2 separate regions of the Homo sapiens genome follow, and region 1 is linked to region 2. A link is a loop called in an ENCODE intact Hi-C map of the cell type or tissue named here. Cell type or tissue: PC-3. All regions are shown on one strand. Each heading gives the region's core, and the rest is flanking DNA. Links, peaks and the distances in the headings are about the cores only.

What was found. Peaks named below come from ENCODE experiments on the same cell type or tissue, not always from the same donor. Only the 100,000 strongest peaks of a DNase experiment are listed, where the experiment ranks them.
Region 1: a loop joins it to region 2, with 2.3 times the contacts of the local background. A loop is called at or near these places in 2 of 110 quality-filtered maps.

What each region holds. Positions count from the first base shown.
Region 1 is chr1:200,636,235-200,645,675 of GRCh38, reverse strand. It overlaps DDX59 (DEAD-box helicase 59), which reads left to right. Exons shown (of 8, transcript NM_001031725.6): 8 at 1,159-1,639. The coding sequence ends at 1,422. Among named protein-coding and RNA genes, the nearest start is that of KIF14, 20 kb to the right of the region's middle. RefSeq lists enhancers at 4,996-6,195, 6,171-6,886. In PC-3, for the core only: a CTCF peak has its summit at 7,393 (motif pointing right); a DNase peak (open chromatin) is centred at 5,505; H3K27ac peaks cover 2,067 bases.
Region 2 is chr1:200,799,097-200,808,537 of GRCh38, reverse strand. CAMSAP2 (calmodulin regulated spectrin associated protein family member 2) reads right to left here. Exons shown (of 17, transcript NM_203459.4): 3 at 1,001-1,162. Among named protein-coding and RNA genes, the nearest start is that of CAMSAP2, 65 kb to the right of the region's middle. In PC-3, for the core only: CTCF peaks have their summits at 5,247 and 5,449 (motif pointing right); a DNase peak (open chromatin) is centred at 5,467.

The DNA of each region.
Region 1 (9,441 bases), core at 706-8,705, 160 kb after region 2:
TGAAGAGTTTCTTAGTATATTTTCATTATCTATTTGGAGACAAGTAGGTTTTGTGCCTTATTGATACTCCATAAATTTGTGTCCATTTAATTCTCTCAACATGAGAAATAACTAGCCGGGCCTGTAATCCTAGCACTTTGGGAGGCTGAGGCAGGTAGATCACAAGGTCAGGAGTTTAAGACCAGCCTGGTCAAGATGGTGAAACCCCATCTCTACTAAAAATACAAAAAATTATCCAGATATGGTGGCGGGTGCCTGTAATCCCAGCTACTTGGGAAGCTGAGGCAGAGAATTGCTTGAACCCAGGAGGCGGAGGTTGCAGTGAGCCGACATTGCACCATTGCGCTCCAGCCTGGGCAACAGAGTGAGACTCCGCCTCAAAAAAAAAAGACAAATAACTTTATGCAAAGATGATTTAGTATAAATCTCACATTTCAAGGCCTCTTAAGTAGCCTTGGAAGTAAATAGTCCTCTTGCTCTTAATGCAGGGGCTTTCAGAATTTTTTGACCTTAACCCACCCACAATAAGAAACATCTTTATGTCATTACCCCCAACACCACCCATACAGGTATAACTAAAACACAAGTTTCACAAATGATACTTACTTTTATTTTATGTGATCACTCTCTTATTTTCTGTTTGGTCTGTTCCATTAAAAATATGCTGGTGGAGGCCTACTAAATTGATTTCACAGATATATTGAGATGCATAATTCAAAAAATGCTGTCTGGATGAAGGTTAATCTTAGTAAAGCTCCTTTTTTTTTTTTTTTTTTTTTTGAGATGGAGTCTTTTTCTGCCACCCAGGCTGGAGTGCAGTGGCACGATCTCAGCTCATTGCAAGCTCCGCCTCCTGGGTTCAAGCGATTCTTTTGCCTCAGCCTCCCAAGTAGCTAGAATTTACAGGTGTTTGCCACCATGCCTGGCTAATTTTTGTGTTTTTAGTAGAGACAGGATTTTGCCACGTTGGCCAGGCTGGTCTCAAACTCCTGACCTCAGGTGATCCACCTGCCTCAGCTCCCAAAGTGCTGGGGTTACAGGCGTGAGCCACTGCACCCAGCCAGTAATGCTACTTTAAGTAATATTATTCATTTTCTTTCAAAAGACACTAAGATTTTACATGGACATCTTGAAAATGTTCTTTGCATTTTATTTCAGATTGGAAGAGTAGGAAGATTAGGTCAAAATGGAACAGCGATTACTTTCATCAATAATAATTCAAAAAGACTCTTCTGGGATATTGCAAAACGAGTAAAGCCCACAGGATCCATTCTTCCCCCTCAGTTATTAAATTCCCCATACCTTCATGACCAGAAGAGAAAGGAACAACAGAAAGATAAACAGACACAGAATGATCTGGTTACAGGAGCTAATCTTATGGATATTATCAGAAAACATGATAAAAGTAATTCTCAGAAATGATTTTCTCTGCCACTTGAATATTTTTTTTTATTGTATATAGTCAGCAAAAAATTATGGTTTGCATAAATGGAAATGTACATGAATTTTAAAAATTTTAAGATATTTTTAATTTAATAAAATTTATATAACTATATTGTATTTATTTCCCTTAATTCTTATAAATTAAAAACATCAGAAAATGAATTATTAAATAAAAGACAGTGTTTTCTTTTCTGGATGAAGTTTCTTTTTTCTTTTTAAAATAAACAGTCCTCAGAGCTACTGTCAGAACCAGAAACCTCCACAAAGACTCTGACTCGGATCAGTGATTGTTTTACTTGGTTCCCCCACAGTTCCACAAGCACATTGGCACTTAAATTACTGTTGAATAAATGAGAATTAGGAAAAATGTAAATGATAGAAACTGGAAGAAATTTTCAGAACCACTTTTGAAAGATAAATATGAAATGTCTACTTTCATTCTCAGTTGTTTTACCTTCTGCTTGGTTAATGCTGTTTTAAAAATAAGATAGGCTACTTATCAAAATAATGTCATTGTGTTATTGAATGAATGTTGCCCTGCTAATTCAATTAATAGGTTTTTTGTTTGTTTTTGTTTTTGTTTTTGTTTTGAGACAGAGTCTCGCTCTGTCGCCCAGGCTGGAGTGCAGTGGCACGATCTCGGCTCACTGCAAGCTCTGCCTCCTGGGTTCATGCCATTCCCTTTCCTCAGCCTCCCAAGTAGCTGGAACTACAGGCGCCTGCCACCACGCCCGGCTAATTTTTTGTATTTTTAGTAGAGATGGGGTTTCACTGTGTTAGCCAGGATGGTCTCAATCTCCTGACTTTGTGATCCGCCTGCCTCGGCCTCCTAAAGTGCTGGGATTACAGGCATGAGCCACCACGCCTGGCCTACTTGTTTATAAATAAAAGTGGCATGGCCAGAAAAACAGCATTTACAGGATATGTAGTTTTGTTTTGTTTTTTTGAGATAGCATCTCACCCTGTCACCCTATACTGGAGTGCAGTGGCATGATCATGGCTCACTACAGCCTTAACCTCCCAGGCTCCAACAATCCTCCCACCTCAGCCTCCCAAGTAGCTGGGACCACAGGCGTTGTCTCACTATGTTGCTCAGGCTGGTCTCAAACTCCTGGCCTCAAATGATCCTCCTGCCTCTGCCTGCCAAAGTTCTGGAAAGGAAACTATTATTTTAACAAAAATAATATTATTTGAGAGACTGTAGTAATGCAAAAAAATATTAGCTATAGTATAACCCCACTGGTTTACTTAATTTGCTGGCAGTCTGGCTTCTTCCCACCACTGTACATACATGATCTTCCCGTGGTCTCTGTTGACCTTCTTAAACCACATGTTCTGCCAGCTCTCACTTTAAACTTTTTTATTGCGTCGGTCATTGTGGGCCACCCTTCTTGAAACCCACACTTTCTTAAGGCCAGGTGATGAGTTAGAGGTGGAGGAAAGAGCCCCTAACTCACAGGCTTATTATGAGAGTTAAGCGCAGTTGCATATGTCAAATACCCAATAGGGGAGAAGCCGGCTATCAGCGCCCTTCCCTTTACTTCCCTCTCGCCACACAATTTTCAGACTCCTGTTACTGGTTCTTCCTGCCTCTCTGAATCTTGACTTCTGCTTCTCATTCCTTAAGATCTTTCCTTTGGCAACTTCCTTGTCTCACATGTCTGCTCTTCTGTTGTCTGGGGTGCAGCAATGCAGTGGTTTCCTCAATTATGTATTTTAGAGACCAGAACATTAGACTTTTAAAAAAATTTGGTCCCAGTGTTGCCAGTATTTTTTTCCCAATTAAAGATCTTCTTTTTAAAAAGCTACCACCTATCATTAGTTCATGAAAGAAAAAACATGTAGTACTAAACAAGAGAGAAGGACTTACTCTCTGAATAAGAGACCATCCTTCCCCAGAAAGGACACTAATGTACTATATTATAAAATTTTAAATAATAGATTTTTGTGAGAATTACCATACAGTTTAAATTTTTAATTAGCTAAAAAAACTAATAATCACATACACTCTCAGACATTTGTTTTACAGTAACTATATTATAAAAATACTGAATTGGTTGCTTTATTGCCAGATTGAAGCAAACATCTTTTATATGGCAAACACCTTAAGGGGTGGCTTTTAGATTCTAGAATATTCAGTGCCACTTTATAAGATACTTTTAATGCCATTCTATTAGTATTTCTAATACCAAGCACATTTTTATTTTATTTATTTTTTTATTATTATTTTGAGATGGAGTCTCACTCTGCTGTCCAGGCTGGAGTGCAGCAGCGTTATCTTGGCTCACTGCAACCTCCACCTCCCAGGTTCAAGTGATTCTCCTGCCTCAGCCTCCTGAGTAGCTGGGACTACAGCTGTACACCACCACGCCCAGCTAATTTTTGTATTTTTAGTAGAGACTGGGTTTCACCATGTTGGCCAGGATGGTCTCCATCTCTTGACCTAGTGATCCACCCACCTCGACCTCCCAAAGTGCTGGGATTACAGGCCTGAGCCACCACACACAGCCTAATTTTTGTATTTTTAGTAGAAATGAGGTTTCACCATGTTGGCCAGGCTGGTCTCAAACTCTGGACCTCAGGTGATCCGCCCACCTTGGCCTCCCATGGTGCTGGGATTACAGGCGTGAGCCACCACACCCAGCCTAATTTTTGTATTTTTAGTAGAGACAAGGTTTCACCATGTTGGTCAGGCTGGTCTCAAACTCCAGGCCTCAGGTGATCTGCCCATCTTGGCCTCCCAAAGTGCTGGGAGCCACCACGCCCAGGCCCAAGCACGTTTTTTAAATCACCTTTTTATTCAACAAGTCAAAGTGGGTTCTTTTTTTTTTTTTTAGTTTTTTTGGTTTCATAACATCTTTACAAAGATCATTGCCACATATTTAAACTGTGACTCACTGATTAATTTAATAAATCTAAGCTGGATCCACGACCTGTCATATTTTCCAGTAAAACTACACTATTTTCTTCTGGCAGCTGAATATTATTTGGGTTGTGCCCTTCTCTGGAATTAATATCAACGCATCTCTTATTGCCTTGTTATACAGTCTACTCACCACAATCAATATGAAGTTTACTCCATAAACAGAGGTATGGTACAAGAGGTAACGTGTCATCCAAGGTGACTTTCCTGGCAGCCACCAGTAAACTGACTCCGGACAGATAGGACTCTTTTGTTGCCGCCAAGGCATACTTACAATGACCTCAGAGGCTCTAGGGCCACAGTGTGAAAACCAACCAATGGATAATTAAGTAAACACAGTTCTCTTGTTCTACTGTTAGTGTGAGAACCTATTTTATATTTTATAATGTGTTGCACGTGTGATGATATAGGACAAAATTACAAATAAAGCATAAGACGAGTGTTTATTTTTGTAATGTTTACAAATAGTAACTTACAAATAAATTTTAGCTTTGAAAAATTTGCACATCAGCTTTACTTTCCTCATTTCATCGCAGAAAGAAGACCCCTTGGCAAAGCTGTTTGCAAATAACTGGATTCCGTTTACAGCTCTACCAGTTTTGTTTTTTTAATAGGGCAAATTAATTACTTCTCTAATCTTTAGCTTTGCTCAACTGTAAAATGAGAAAGTTTGCTTTAAGGTTCTCTGAGGTTTTCCCCAAATCTATATTTTCTGTGCTTCATACTTTTAAATCCCTATCTCCATGTCTAGAATTTGCTTCAGAATAATACAAGGTGAGGACTGTGGATGAAGTTTGGCCAAGAGTTTATCATTATTAAAGTCAGGTGATAGGCCATGAAAGTTCATTACTATTTGATTTACATTTGATGTATTTGAAATATTACATGATAAAAACATATATACACATACAATCTCCAATCCCATCCTTTTGCTTGTGCCCTGGCTCCTTTCTATCTAGCTAGCTAGCTAGCTAGCTATAGTTGAAGATATATATCTTCAACTTTTCACTGAACTTTTTGCCTCAAAATCGGCATTTCCAAAGCCAAATTTATCATCTTCCCTACAGAAAGCCTAGTTCCTCCTTTCTGACTTCCCTATTGCCTATGGTGCTACCACGCCCCCAGTCCTGCTCAGTCAAAGCCCTGCTGTCATCACTGACTCATTTCTCTTCCTAATCTCCATATCTGCTTAGTCACGAAGTCCTATCTGTATTTTTTCAAAATGTCCACATTTTCATGCTGGTACTGAAGCCCAAGACTTCATCACTTCAAAATATTAGCCCTTTCCCCTCAATATTCCTCTAATCCACAGGAATCCACAGGAGGAGAATATTTTCCAAGTAAAATATCACTACAGTAAGTACTCACTTCATGTCGTTGATAAATTCTTGGAAACTGTGACTTTAAGTGAAACGACACATAGCAAAACCAATTCTACCACAGGTTAATTGATATAAACAAGAGTGAAGTTCCCATGGCATATTCCTGGTCACAAAAATATCACCGAACTTTTAAATACAGACCAAAGCACTTCTGATAGTAAACATTGAAAGCTCGATGGCCGGGCGCGGTGGCTCACGCCTGTAATCACAGCACTTTGGGAGGCTGAGGTGGGCAGATCACGAGGTGAAGAGATCGAGACCACCCTGGCTAACACAGTGAAACCCCGTCTCTACTAAAAATACAAAAAATTAACCGGGCGTGGTGGCGGGCGCCTGTAGTCCCAGCTACTCGGGAGGCTGAGGCAGGAGAATGTCGTGAACCCGGGAGGCAGAGGTTGCAGTGAGTCGAGATCACGCCACTGCACTCCAGCCTGGGCGACAGAGCAAGACTACAAGAAAACACACAAACAAAACATTGAAAGTTCTGGCCGGGCGTGGTGGCTCATGCCTGTAATCCCAGCACTTTGGGAGGCCAAGGCGGGCGGATCACCTGAGGTCGAGAGTTTGAGACCAGCCTGACCAACATGGAGAAACCCCATCTGTACTAAAAAATACAAAAATTAGCCAGGCGTGGTGGCACAGGCCTGTAATCCCAGCTACTCAGAGGCTGAGGCGGGAGAATCGCTTGAACCTGGGAAGCGGAGGATGCTGTGAGCCGAAATCGTGCCATTGCACTCCAGCCTGAGCAACGAGAGCGAAACTCTGTCTCAAAAAATAAAACAAAACAAAAAAACATTGAAAGCTCATCCCAGCAGCCCAGGGGGCCAGGTGGGAACCCACCCTGGACAGACTACCATCCCTTTGCAGGGAGCACTCACACCCACAGTCCACTCCCACGCAGGGAGCACTCACCCACACTCCACTCACATGCAGGGAGCATTCACTCACCCGCACTCCACTCCTATGCAGGGAGCACCCACTCACCCACACTCACATTGGGACCATGTAGACATGCCAATGACCTTACGTGCACACCTTTGGGATGTGGGAGGAAACCACAGCACCCAAAGATAACCCATGCCGACATAGGGAGAACATACGAACTCCACACAGACAGTGGCCCCAGCCGGGAATCCATGTTTTTCTCATCAACATTATAACGCGGCCAGGCATGGTGGCACAAGCCTATAATCCCAGCACTTTGGGAGGCCGAGGTGGACAGATCGCTTGAGCCCAGGAGTTTGAGAACAGCCTGGGCAACATAGTGAGACCCTCTTCTCTACAAAAAAAAAAAAATGCAAAAATTAGCCAGCCCTGGTGGCATGTGCCTATGGTCCTAGCTACTCGCCTGAGCCTGGGGAGGCCGAGGTTTCAGTGAGCTGTGATCATGCTGCTTCTCTCCAGCCTGGGTAACAGTGAGAATCTGTTTAAAAAACAAAACATTATAACGAAATGGCATTGAGCAAAATGATGTTATTCGAGGACCTGCTGTCCTTCTCTGATGTTTCCTTACTCAGAAACCTTCAACTGCTCCCGGCTAACAGCCTCATCAAATCTGAGTTCTTCTGGCTGGTGTTCGAATCCCTCCTTCTCAGTGCATTTTACAACTCTTCCCTGTGCTCCCCAGGTGGCAGCATCTGCCATGGCTTTCTCCGCCCAATACCATCACTGAAGGATTGGATAGTTCACCAGAACTTCCGTGAACACATTCACAGTACAGATAATTAACTACTGGCGATCAGGGACTGATATGTCTCTGACAAGTTCTCAAAAATCCAACATATCTAAAGGAAAGCAAAGAGTCTGCTAAGAGAAGGGCGATTTTAACTAGGGAGGGACTGTTTTTAACTTTTTTTTTTCTATTTGGAATCCTGTGATATTTACATTGGAATTACAGAGAATTTTAAGGGCTGGGAGTCAGGAGATAATAGTAAAATGAATCCTGAAGCCAGGGCAGCATTTTAGAACTGACAAAGCTGCTATGGCATAAGAGTTAGGCAACCGAGTGCATTCAATTAAATGTAGTGCTTCACAGAAAGGACATTAGGGCATTTATAAACAAGTGTCATGATTTTTGTTTTTGTTTTTGTTTTTTTTTTGAGACTGAGTCTCTCTCTGTCTCCCAGGCTGGAGTGCAATGGCATGATCTTCACTCACTGCAACCTCTGCCTCCCGGGTTGAAGCGATTCTCCTGCCTCAGCCTACCAAGTAGCTGGAATTACAGGTGGGTGCCACCACACTCAGCTAATTTTTGTATTTTTAGTAGAGATGGGGTTTCACCATGTTGGCCAGGCTGGTCTCGGACTCTTGACCTTAGTGAGCCACCAGCCTCGGCCTCCCAAAGTGCTGGGATTATAGGCGTAAGCCACCACTCCCAGCCAAAGTGTCATGATTTTTATGACATTTTACACAATTAAGTAGTTTATGACTTTCATGAATGCAAAAATATAAATACAGAAAATTCCTAATTGAAATAGCATTTTATATAAATGTGCGTGTATGCGTCTACATACACACTAACACACAGAAATTATCTTTGGAAGGATAGTAAAAAGGCAAATGTGGTAGCCTATGGAGAGGAGACAGCTGGGAGATGTTCACTATATGTCCTTTTAAAATAATGAGCAGATTTCATATTCATTTACTTATGGATAAATAAATATTCAATTTCCTTTAAATTCTTTTGGATTTGAGGGTGAAGAAAAAGTGTGGAAGTTTGTGTGTGTGTTTTAGTATAAGTAGTTATACTTTAATTTTATTTATGGAGAAAGATAGCATTGTGTTAAGAAATTAGTTTGTAGCCTGAGCAACATAGCGAGACCCTGTCTTTACAAAAAATTAAAAAATCAGCTGGGTGTGGTGGAATGTACCTATAGTCCTAGCCACTCAGCAGGTTGAGGTTGGGAGGATCGCTTGAGCCCAGGAGGTCAAGGCTGCAGTGAGCTGTTTGAACAATTGCACCCCAGCCTGGGTGATAGAGCAGGACCCTATCACAAAAAAAGGAAAAAGAGAGAGAAAGAGAGAAAGGAAGGAAGGAAGGAAGAAAGGAAGGAAGGGAGGAAGGGAGGGAAGGAAGGAAAGAAAGAAAGGGAGAGATAGAGGGAGAGAGAGAGAAAAGAAAGAAAGAAAGAGAAAGAAAAAGAAAAATTAGTTTGTATACTTGAACTTTCATTAATAGATATTAAATAGTACATGTAAAATTATAAATCATTCAAACCTCTAGAAAATTAAATAATTGGCTGGGCGCGGTGGCTCATGCCTGTAATCCCAGCACTTTGGGAGGCCGAGGCAGGTGGATCACCTGATGTCAGGAGTTCGAGACCAGCCTGGCCAACATGGTGAAACCCTGTCTCTACTAAAAATACAAAAATCAGCTGGGCCTGGTGGCGCCTGCCTGTAATCCCAGCTACTCAGGAGGCTGCGGCAGGAGAATTGCTTGAACTCAGGAGGCAGAGCCAAGATCTCACCACTGCACTCCAGCCTGGGCAACCAAGCAAGACTCTGGCTCAAAAAAAAAAAAAAAAAGAAAAGAAAAAGAAAATTAAAATGATTTACCTTAATGTTGTTGGAGAGGTATTGGGTGATGATGCATTTCTGACTTTTTTTTAAAAATGAGAGATCATTGTAAATGATTCAAGGATTCATATGAGGTTTAAAGAAAGACCCAGACTAAAGGTGTCCTGGGCACATCAA
Region 2 (9,441 bases), core at 723-8,722:
TGATATTATGGATAATGAAGATAGCTGTAATAGTGTTTTTTACATTTAGCTTTTTATTACGAGCTTCATGCCAGCTTTCAAGAAAGGATACCTGGAGATATAACTTCTTTTAAATCCGTTTAGTGCTTGTCTTCAGATAAGGTTTAATTTTCTTTTGGCTGGCAGTTGTAAATGAAAGTGGATCAAGACAAATTAACTACTCAAATTGGCAAAGGGAGTGATAAGCTGACAAATTAAGCATCTTCAAAGCACAAATCACAGCTCCATAAAAATTTCCAAGAAGAGGAATCCACAATCAATAGGATCTTGTGCAACTTGGTCAAGCAAACCTAAGAATCCCCTAACTGGAAATGTAAGAAAATTATTTCATTCTTGAAATGAATTCAAAAAATATTTACTGAACACCCACTGTGTATAGTTCACTATTAGGAGTGTTCTGAATTTTTTCATAATCTGGTATGAACCAGATTAATCATTAAGAGTAATTATAAATATTGGCCAGGCGTGGTGGCTCACGCCTGTAATTGCAGCACTTTGGGAGGCCAAGGTGGGTAGATCACCGTGAGGCCAGGAGTTCCAGACCAGCCTGGCCAACATGGCGAAAACTCGTCTCCACTAAAAACACAAAAATTAGCCGGGTGTGGTGGCAAACGCCTGTAATCCCAGCTACTTGGGAGGCCGAGGCATGAGAATTGCTAGAACCTGAAGGGCGGAGGTTGCAGTGAGCCGAGATCATGCCACTTCACTCCAGCCTGGGTGACAGAGCGAGACTACTTCTCAAAAAAAAAAAAAAAAAAAGAGTAATCATAAATATTGCTAAGTATACAGAAAACTATTTTCATCATTTTAAGCTTTTTTACTAAAAAATTTAAGTGTATTTTACAACTTAAGTTTGCACTTTGATTTGAAACAAAAAGAGTAATGAAGTGGCAATGTATAATTTAGAATTTCACGTTTTCTGGCTATGAGATGCGATTTACTCAAGTGAGTATAATCCTACCTTATTTATCCAGTACATGACAGCGTCCTCAATATCATAGGGCAGATCTGTGGCTTGAAAAAAAGCTGAATACTGCTGAGCACACGCAATTACTTTTTCTATACTGACCATTTCTACAGTATAAGCCATCATGAGGGTATCGATCATGGCCAAATGTGCACTCTGAAAATATAAAACAAGAACAAATAGTTTAAAAATTATATTTAGAAATTGCTTTTTACATATTTTGAAATGTTAATGACATCTCCTAACAAGCAGCAGAATAACTACAGAAGACCAGCCTTAATAAGAAAGCATAAATTGTACATGCTAAAGATGAGCTAACTGACCCAAACTAATTTATTGTTCAAATACTTATTGAGGATCTATATTTAAGATACTCATTATCTTCTACTCCAAAGATGCTTCTTTTCTTGTTTTTCCTATTTTTTATAATGTCATGGTCATTTACTCAGCAATATAACTTACCGACTTCAGAACCATCTTTGACAGTCTTTCCTCATTCTTCTCACCCACATAGTACAAGTTTATAGATTCTCTATCTTTCAAATCTTCCCTCTTCCTCATTCTGATTGTCACAGTTCCAATTCAGACCCAAACATTTCTCACACTTGAACAAGGTAAAAAATTCTTTAACTGGTTTTCCTGCCTCCAACTTCTTCCTCATCTAATTCATCCAGAACAGGACTTCTAGCCTTTGGCACAGATAGATAGATTTGGCATAGATAGATAGATAGATAGATAGATAGATAGATAGATAGATAGATAGATACACACACACACACACACACACAATTATATGGAAGTTCTAAAAAAAACATTACAGTAGTATATGAAGTGCCCCTCCCTCCACCAGTTTCTTCAGTCTGGTATATATTCCTACAAAAAAGTTTAATGCCTATGAAATATGTACACATTTACACTGCTTGGCATTACCAACAATGTTACAACATTGTATTTCTCCAGGGATAATTCTTAGTTGTGGCCACTGGGTCCAAGGGCAACCACAATTTAAGTTTTGATAGATAACCATTAATCTACTCTCTAGAAAGGTTACACCAACTTATCTCCCACCAACGTTATCAGCCTGCCTGTTTCTCCACATTTTTGACAACATTAGATATTATTCACTTTTAAAAATCTGTATCAACATGAAAGTTTAGAAGACCCCACTCTTGTTTGACTTTACAATCCTGATTATCACTGAAGATGAGCATCCTTTTATGTGCTTTAGCAACCATTTGCATTTCTTCTTTGGAAAGCTACCTGCTCAAATCTTTTGCCTATTCTTAACTGATTTGTAAGAGCTCATTATATATTAAGTACTTTTTAACCTTCTGTCATTGAGGTAGCAAATACTTTCCCCTAGTTTTTCTCCAGACTTTCAACTTTAGGGTACCTTTTGTTGCAGAGTTTTAAATATTTACTTGGTAAAATCTGTTAATCTCAGTGTTTTCCTTTATGGCTTTGGAGTTGATAACATGTTTATAAAGGTCTTCTCCAACCCCAAAATATAGAAATATTATTCTCTATTTTTTCCATAACTTTAATTCCATCTGGAATTTACTTTTGACAATGTTATAAACTAGCGGCTGTTTTTTCCAAATCGGAGATTGCATCATATCATTCTCTCATAAAGTCTACCTCATTTTCTACATAACGAAGTCTAAACTCCTTAAAAGAGGTAAAGTTTCTTTCTTTCTTTCTTATTAGCTGCTTTGTTAGTCTAGCCTTAGAATCTACCATTTCCTTCTCCAATCTGCTACCAGTTTTCAAGCTTTTGTGCCCTGGCTTGTTGTCCTCCTAACAATACAGACTAAGTTTTGTCGTTGGTTTGAATGTTACTCTGATTGTGAAGATTTTTCCAGTTCTCTTTCCAATCAAAATGACTCACTCAACCTATCAATGAGTACAGGTTCCTACAGAATATTGTTTCTGTTTGCATTAATTTCTAAATTATCTAAAGTACGGCATCAGCACTGGTATTTTTAAACAGCTTCCCCAGGTGATGCTAATGAGCAGCCAGGGTTGAGAACCACTGATTTCTCTGACATGTGCACAGTCACCTGCATATGACTCTATTTCTCTAGATAGACAGTTGTAGGATATTATCTCAGTTATCTTCCTATTCCCTACATCTAACGTGGTATCTGGCAACTAGCAGGGGCTAAAGAAAGGAAAGGAAAGAAAGAAGCTAGCCTTTTGGTTACTATAAAGACTCAAGAGCTGGGTTACTCTGGAGGTTGAGGAAGTGAATTCTGATCGTTTAGGAGGTGGCAGTTCCAGCTTCTAGAAAACTGAGCAGTATTTATAGGAAAGCTGACGCTTTGTAAGAAGCAGAATGCTTAACACTGGCAATCATAAAACCAACAGTGGCTCCTACTTACTAAGTCTAACTTATGTGCCATATACTGTGCTAAATACTTTATTAGTATATTAACTCTTTCATTTCAAATATTTTTTGAAATAAGCCTGGAGACAATAGATAAAAAACACTTTCTATAATCCTCAAAAGTCTCTAAAGGAAGTATCATTTATGTTTTATATGTGCAGAAACTGAAGTTTAGACAATTATGCAATTTGTCCAAACCTGTGTGCTCTTTCTACCATATCATGCAGTTGGCAGGAGTTAAGTCATTTTGTTGCAAAGCAAAAAAATATGTTTCAGAAATGACAAACATAATATGCAAGAAAGAAAAAGTAGGATCAATAATTATTTCAAATTAAAACCGCATTTTCATATTCAATCTCCTCTAAGAAGTATTTTCCACACTGCTACTGTCCAACTATCCCAGTTCTTCCTTCACACTCAGAATATTGCAGCCTTTCTCTTAGTCATTCATCTGTATGTATCCTCTCCGTTATACTCCATCCCTGGAGAGCAGGGATCCTGTCTTTTTCACTTTTGTTCCTAGACAATGTTTTATGGGTGAAAGTAAATTCCTGTTTAACAGCATTAAAAAGCATGGCATTTTTGGATTAAAATGTGGGAAAATATTTCAAGAGCCACAAAATCATTCATGTACTCTTAAGACTCCTCTTGGCAGTTTGTTCTATAAACACATGAGAGAGGATAAAAACGCTGTATAAATAAAAAATAACCATTATAATATTATACAACAGAAAGAAAACAATATCCAACCAAAATGAGTAATTTATGATATATTAAACTATTTAAAAATAAGGGAAATGTGTACAATATAAAATTGAGTGGAAAAAACAGAATACCACACTATAATACTGTTTTATATATATACATAAAAATATGAAAAAGGAAGGAAACAGACAAGAAACAAGAAAAACAGAACATCTGGCCAGGCGCGGTGGCTCACGCTTGTAATCCCAGCACTTTGGGAGGCCGAGGTGGGCAGATCACAAGGTCAGGAGATCGAGACCATCCTGGCTAACACGGTGAAACCCTGTCTCTACTAAAAATACAAAAAATTAGCCAGGCGTGGTGGCGGACACCTGTAGTCTCAGCTACTCAGGAGGCTGAGGCAGGAGAATGGCATGAACCCGGGAGGTGGAGGTTGCAGTGAGCCGAGGTCGCACCACTGCACTCCAGCCTGGGCAACAGAGCAAGACTCTGTCTCAAAGAAAAAAAAAAAGAAAAACAGAACATCATACCATAATAATGTTTGAATACCACAGACACACACGCACACACAACAGAAAGGGAAAATGAATGAATAAAAGTAAAACTTAGAAATTACCTTGTTATAGTATGTAAAAACACAAATAAAATCTATAGTTTACTTCGAAAATTGGGATACATTTTCAGAACAAAGCTCATTTCACTGATTAACTTCCCAAATTAAAAAACAAATTTCTAAAAATTCCACTACTGTGCTGTGGTTATTTCCATATGATATTCACTCACTTTAAGAACTCTTACATTTTAGTGTGATTTTTTTTTTTTACTTCTTAACTTTACAATATGATAGTGATAATTAAAAATTATGTATAACAGAAAGTATATACACAATGGATTTAGAAAAGATCAACATTAAAAAATAAACTCAAGGCTAAAATCAATCAGTTTGGAGCTATGATAGCTCCAAATAAAATATACACGTTTAATTGCTTACCTAAAGCATTCAGATCAGAATAATAACAATAACTAACACTGTTAAGTGTCACATACTGTTTTTGGCATTTTACTGTTTTCTGTCATGTACTGTTTTCAGTATGTAATGTTCTCAGCATTTGTATTAATTTAATGAAACAACCCTGTGAGGGTAAGCACTATTACTCTACCTATTTTACAGATAAGAAAACTGTATAACCTGTCCAAGGTTACACAGCAAGGAGGCAGTGATGTAGGGATTCAAACTTAGAAATCTGCCTCCAGAGCCCACAACACTGAACATCACACCTGCAGACTTAAATCCCAACCTCTGCACCTTGTAGGAGGCAACTGCGGCAGCAACAGAAACAGCAGTGTACATTGCAACCACCAGGTGGCAGAGCATAGCATGACATCTAAGAGCAGCAGCAGGAAGGCTGGTTATGGAAGAAAAAGCAGGAGGGCTACTTGGCATTTCAATGAAAAGAAAAGGATTTGGGGAATGTGGAATCCCAGGGACTTTACTGGGTGAGAGCTGAAGTATCATCCAAAGGCCACCATTAGGTTCTATATCTGTGTTACAAGGGTTATATTTTTATCATCTCCAACCAGTGGAGTCTAAGCAAAAATAAATTACATTTATGTATTAGAAATGAAGGTTAAACCTATTAAAGAAAGGAAAGGGTTTCAGTGTTATAAGAAATTTTTAGCCTCATAAATTAAGATAAAAGATCTACTACTGCATGGCTTTTACTATTCTTGTATCAGATTTAGACATAGAACTTAAAAAAAAATCCTAAAATGAACTTAGTTTTTGGACTAATAAAGTGGCTAGACTGCCTACTATGCCCAAGTACGCCCACAGGTATTTAAGAGGAAATAAATACTTTAATCAATCACAAACATGAGGTACTAGTTATTCTGCTAAAATGGTACATACTGCATATTCATATTAAACTCTATAGTTTTTCAAAGTTATTCCAACTTAGAAAATATTTTACATATCATTTATCTATATAAACACTTTTTCATAAGTTTCATTTATCTTTAATTTACATGGAGATAAAAGTAAAACACCACTTGCAACTCCGCTGAGATGATATGTCATTTTATCAATGAGGAAATCTCAGGATGAGTATCTACATTTGGTCACAGAGTTAGTAAGAGTTAGAACTAGGATTCAAAATCCTGGTCTGTCTATGGTCAAAGCTCGTATACTTGCCATTCCTCCATGTTGGCCCCAGTATTTCACAATAAATCTTTTGTTATTATGTAATAATACTTTGCCATTGAATTACTATTTCTAAACTTCTGATATTGACAATTCAAGAATAAACTAAAACCAAGGCTTCCAATCCAAAGACATTCTTATATAGAACTATCTTGGTTTAAAACAGAATTTAGTTAAAATAAAATCCAGTTTTAAACCAAGACAGTTGTACTATAAGGCTGCAGAGATAAAAATCTTGCTATTGCCACCATAGTATTACTACTGTCCTCAACTCAGTTAAACTAGGGGTTACTAGCTGCCAACACATCAAGCACTGTCCTCCTGCCTCTCAAAGCTCAAATGTGGTTCCCAGAACAAATAAATAAATAAGGTACTAAGACGAGTTAAAGAGATTATGAAAAAGAAAACAAGGATACCACCTACACTTAAGAGTTCATCTTAGATACTGCCATCTGACTCTAGCTTTTAGCTTATAGGTAACTCATCTAAATATAATTTAGATGGTGTAAGCTTTAATAACCTTCAGATAATTTAGAAAGGATATCAGAGATTGAAAATCAACTTAATAAAATAAAGCATGAAGGCAAGATTAGAGAAAAAACAACGAAAAGGAACAAACAAAGCCTCCAAGAAATATGGGACTATGTGAAAAGACCAAACCTACGTTTGATCGGTACACCTGAAAGTGATGGGGAGAATGGAACCAAGTTGGAAAACACTCTTCAGGATATTTTCCAGGAGAACTTCCTAACCTAGGAAGACAGGCCAATATTCAAATTCACGAAATACAGAGACCACCACAAAGATACTCCTCGAGAAGTGCAACCCCAAGACACATAATCATCAGATTCACCCAAAAGGTCAGGTTACCCACAAAGGGAAGCCCATCAGATTAACAGCGGATCTCTACGTGGAAACCCTACAAGCCAGAAGAGAGTGGGGGCCAATATTCAACATTCTATTTTTTTTTTTTTCTTTGAGATGGAGTCTTGCTCTGTCTCCAGGCTGGAGTGCAGTGGCGCGATCTCAGCTCACCGCAACCTCCACCTCCTGGGTTCAAGAGATTCTCCTGCCTCAGCCTCCCAAGTAGCTGGGACTATAGGCACACACCACCATGCCCAGCTAATTTTTGTATTTTTAGTAGAGAAGGGGTTTCACAATGTTGGCCAGGATGGTCTCAATCTCTCGACCCTGTGATCCGCCCGTCTTGGCCTCCCAAAGTGCTGCAATTACAGGTGTGAGCCACTGCGTCAGGCCTCAACCTTCTTAAAGAAAAGAATTTTCATCCCAGAATTTCATATCCAGTCAAACTAAGCTTCATAAGCGAAGGAGAAATAAAATCCTTTACAGACAACCAAATACTGAGAGATTTTTGTCACCACCAGGCCTGCCTTACAAGAGCTCCTGAAGGAAGCACTAAATGTGGATAGGAAAAACCAGTACCAGCCACTGCAAAAACATACCAAATTGTAAAGACCATCGACACTATGAAGAAACTGCATCAACTAACAGGCAAAATAACCAGCTAGCATCATAATGACAGGATAAAATTCACACATAACAATATTAACCTTAAATGTAAATGGGCTAAATGCCCCAGTTAAAAGACAAAGATTGACAAATTGGATAGAGTCAAGACCCACTGGTGTGCTCTATTCAGAAGACCCATCACATGTGCAAAGACACACATAGGCTAAAAATAAAGGGATGGAGGAAGATTTACCAAGCAAATGGAAAGCAAAAAAAAAGCAAGGGTTGCAATCCTAGTCTCTGATAAAACAGATGTCAAACCAACAAAGATAAAAAAAGACAAAGAAGGGCATTCCATAATGGTAAAGGGATCAATGCAACAAGAAGAACTAACTATCCTAAATATATATGCACCCAATACAGGAGCACCCAGATTCATAAAGCAAGTTCTTAGAGGCCTACAAAGAGACTTAGACTCCCACACAATAATAGTGGGAGACTTGAACACCCCACTGTCACTATTAGATCAACGAGATAGAAAATCAACAAGGATATTCAGGACTTGAACTCAGCTCTGGACCAAGCAGACCTAATAGACATCTACAGAATTCGCCATCCCAAATCAACAGAATACACATTCTTCTCAGAACCACATTGCACTTATTCTAAAATTGATTACATAATTGGAAGTAAAACACTCCTCAGCAAATGCAAAAGAATGGAAATCATAACAAACAGTCTCTCAGACCACAGTGCAATCAAATTAGGACTCAAGGTTAAGAAACTCACTCAAAACCGCTAAACTACATGGAAACTGAACAACCTGCTCCTGAATGACTACTGGGTAAATAACAAAATTAAGGCAGAAATAAGTTCTTTGAAACCAATGAGAACAAAGACACATGTACTAGAATCTCTGGAACACAGCTAAAGCAGTGTTTAGAGTGAAATTTATAGTGCTAAATACCCACAAGAGAAAGCAGGAAAGATCCAAAATCGACACCCTAACATCACATTTAAAAGAACTAGAGAAGCAAGAACAAACAAATTCAAAACTTAGCAGAAGACAAGAAATAACTACGATCAGAGCAGAACTGAAGGAGAAAGAGACATGAAAAAGCCTTCAAAAAAATCAATGAATCCAGGAGCTGGTTTTCTGAAAAGATTAACAAAATAGATAGACTGCTAGCCAGACTAATAAAGAAGGAAAGAGAGAAGAATCAAATAGATACAATAAAAAATGATAAAGAGGATATCACCACTGATACCACAGAAATACAAACTGCCATCAGAGAATACTATAAACACCTCTATGCGAATAAACTAGAAAATCTAGAAGAAATGGATAAATTCCTGGACACATACTCCCTCCCAAGACTAAACCAGGAAGAAGTCGAATCCCTGAACAGACCAATAACAAGTTCTGAAATTGAGGCAGTAATTAAAAGTCTACCAACCAAAAAAAAAACCCCAGGACTAGACGGATTCACAGCCAAATTCTACCAGGGGTACAAAGAGGAGCTGGTACCATTCCTTCTGAAATTATTCCAAACAACAGAAAAAGAGGGACTTCTCCATAACTCTTTTTATGAGGCCAGCATCATCCTGATACCAAAATCTGGCAAAGACACAACAAAAAAAGAAAATTTCAGGCCAATATCCCTGATGAACATC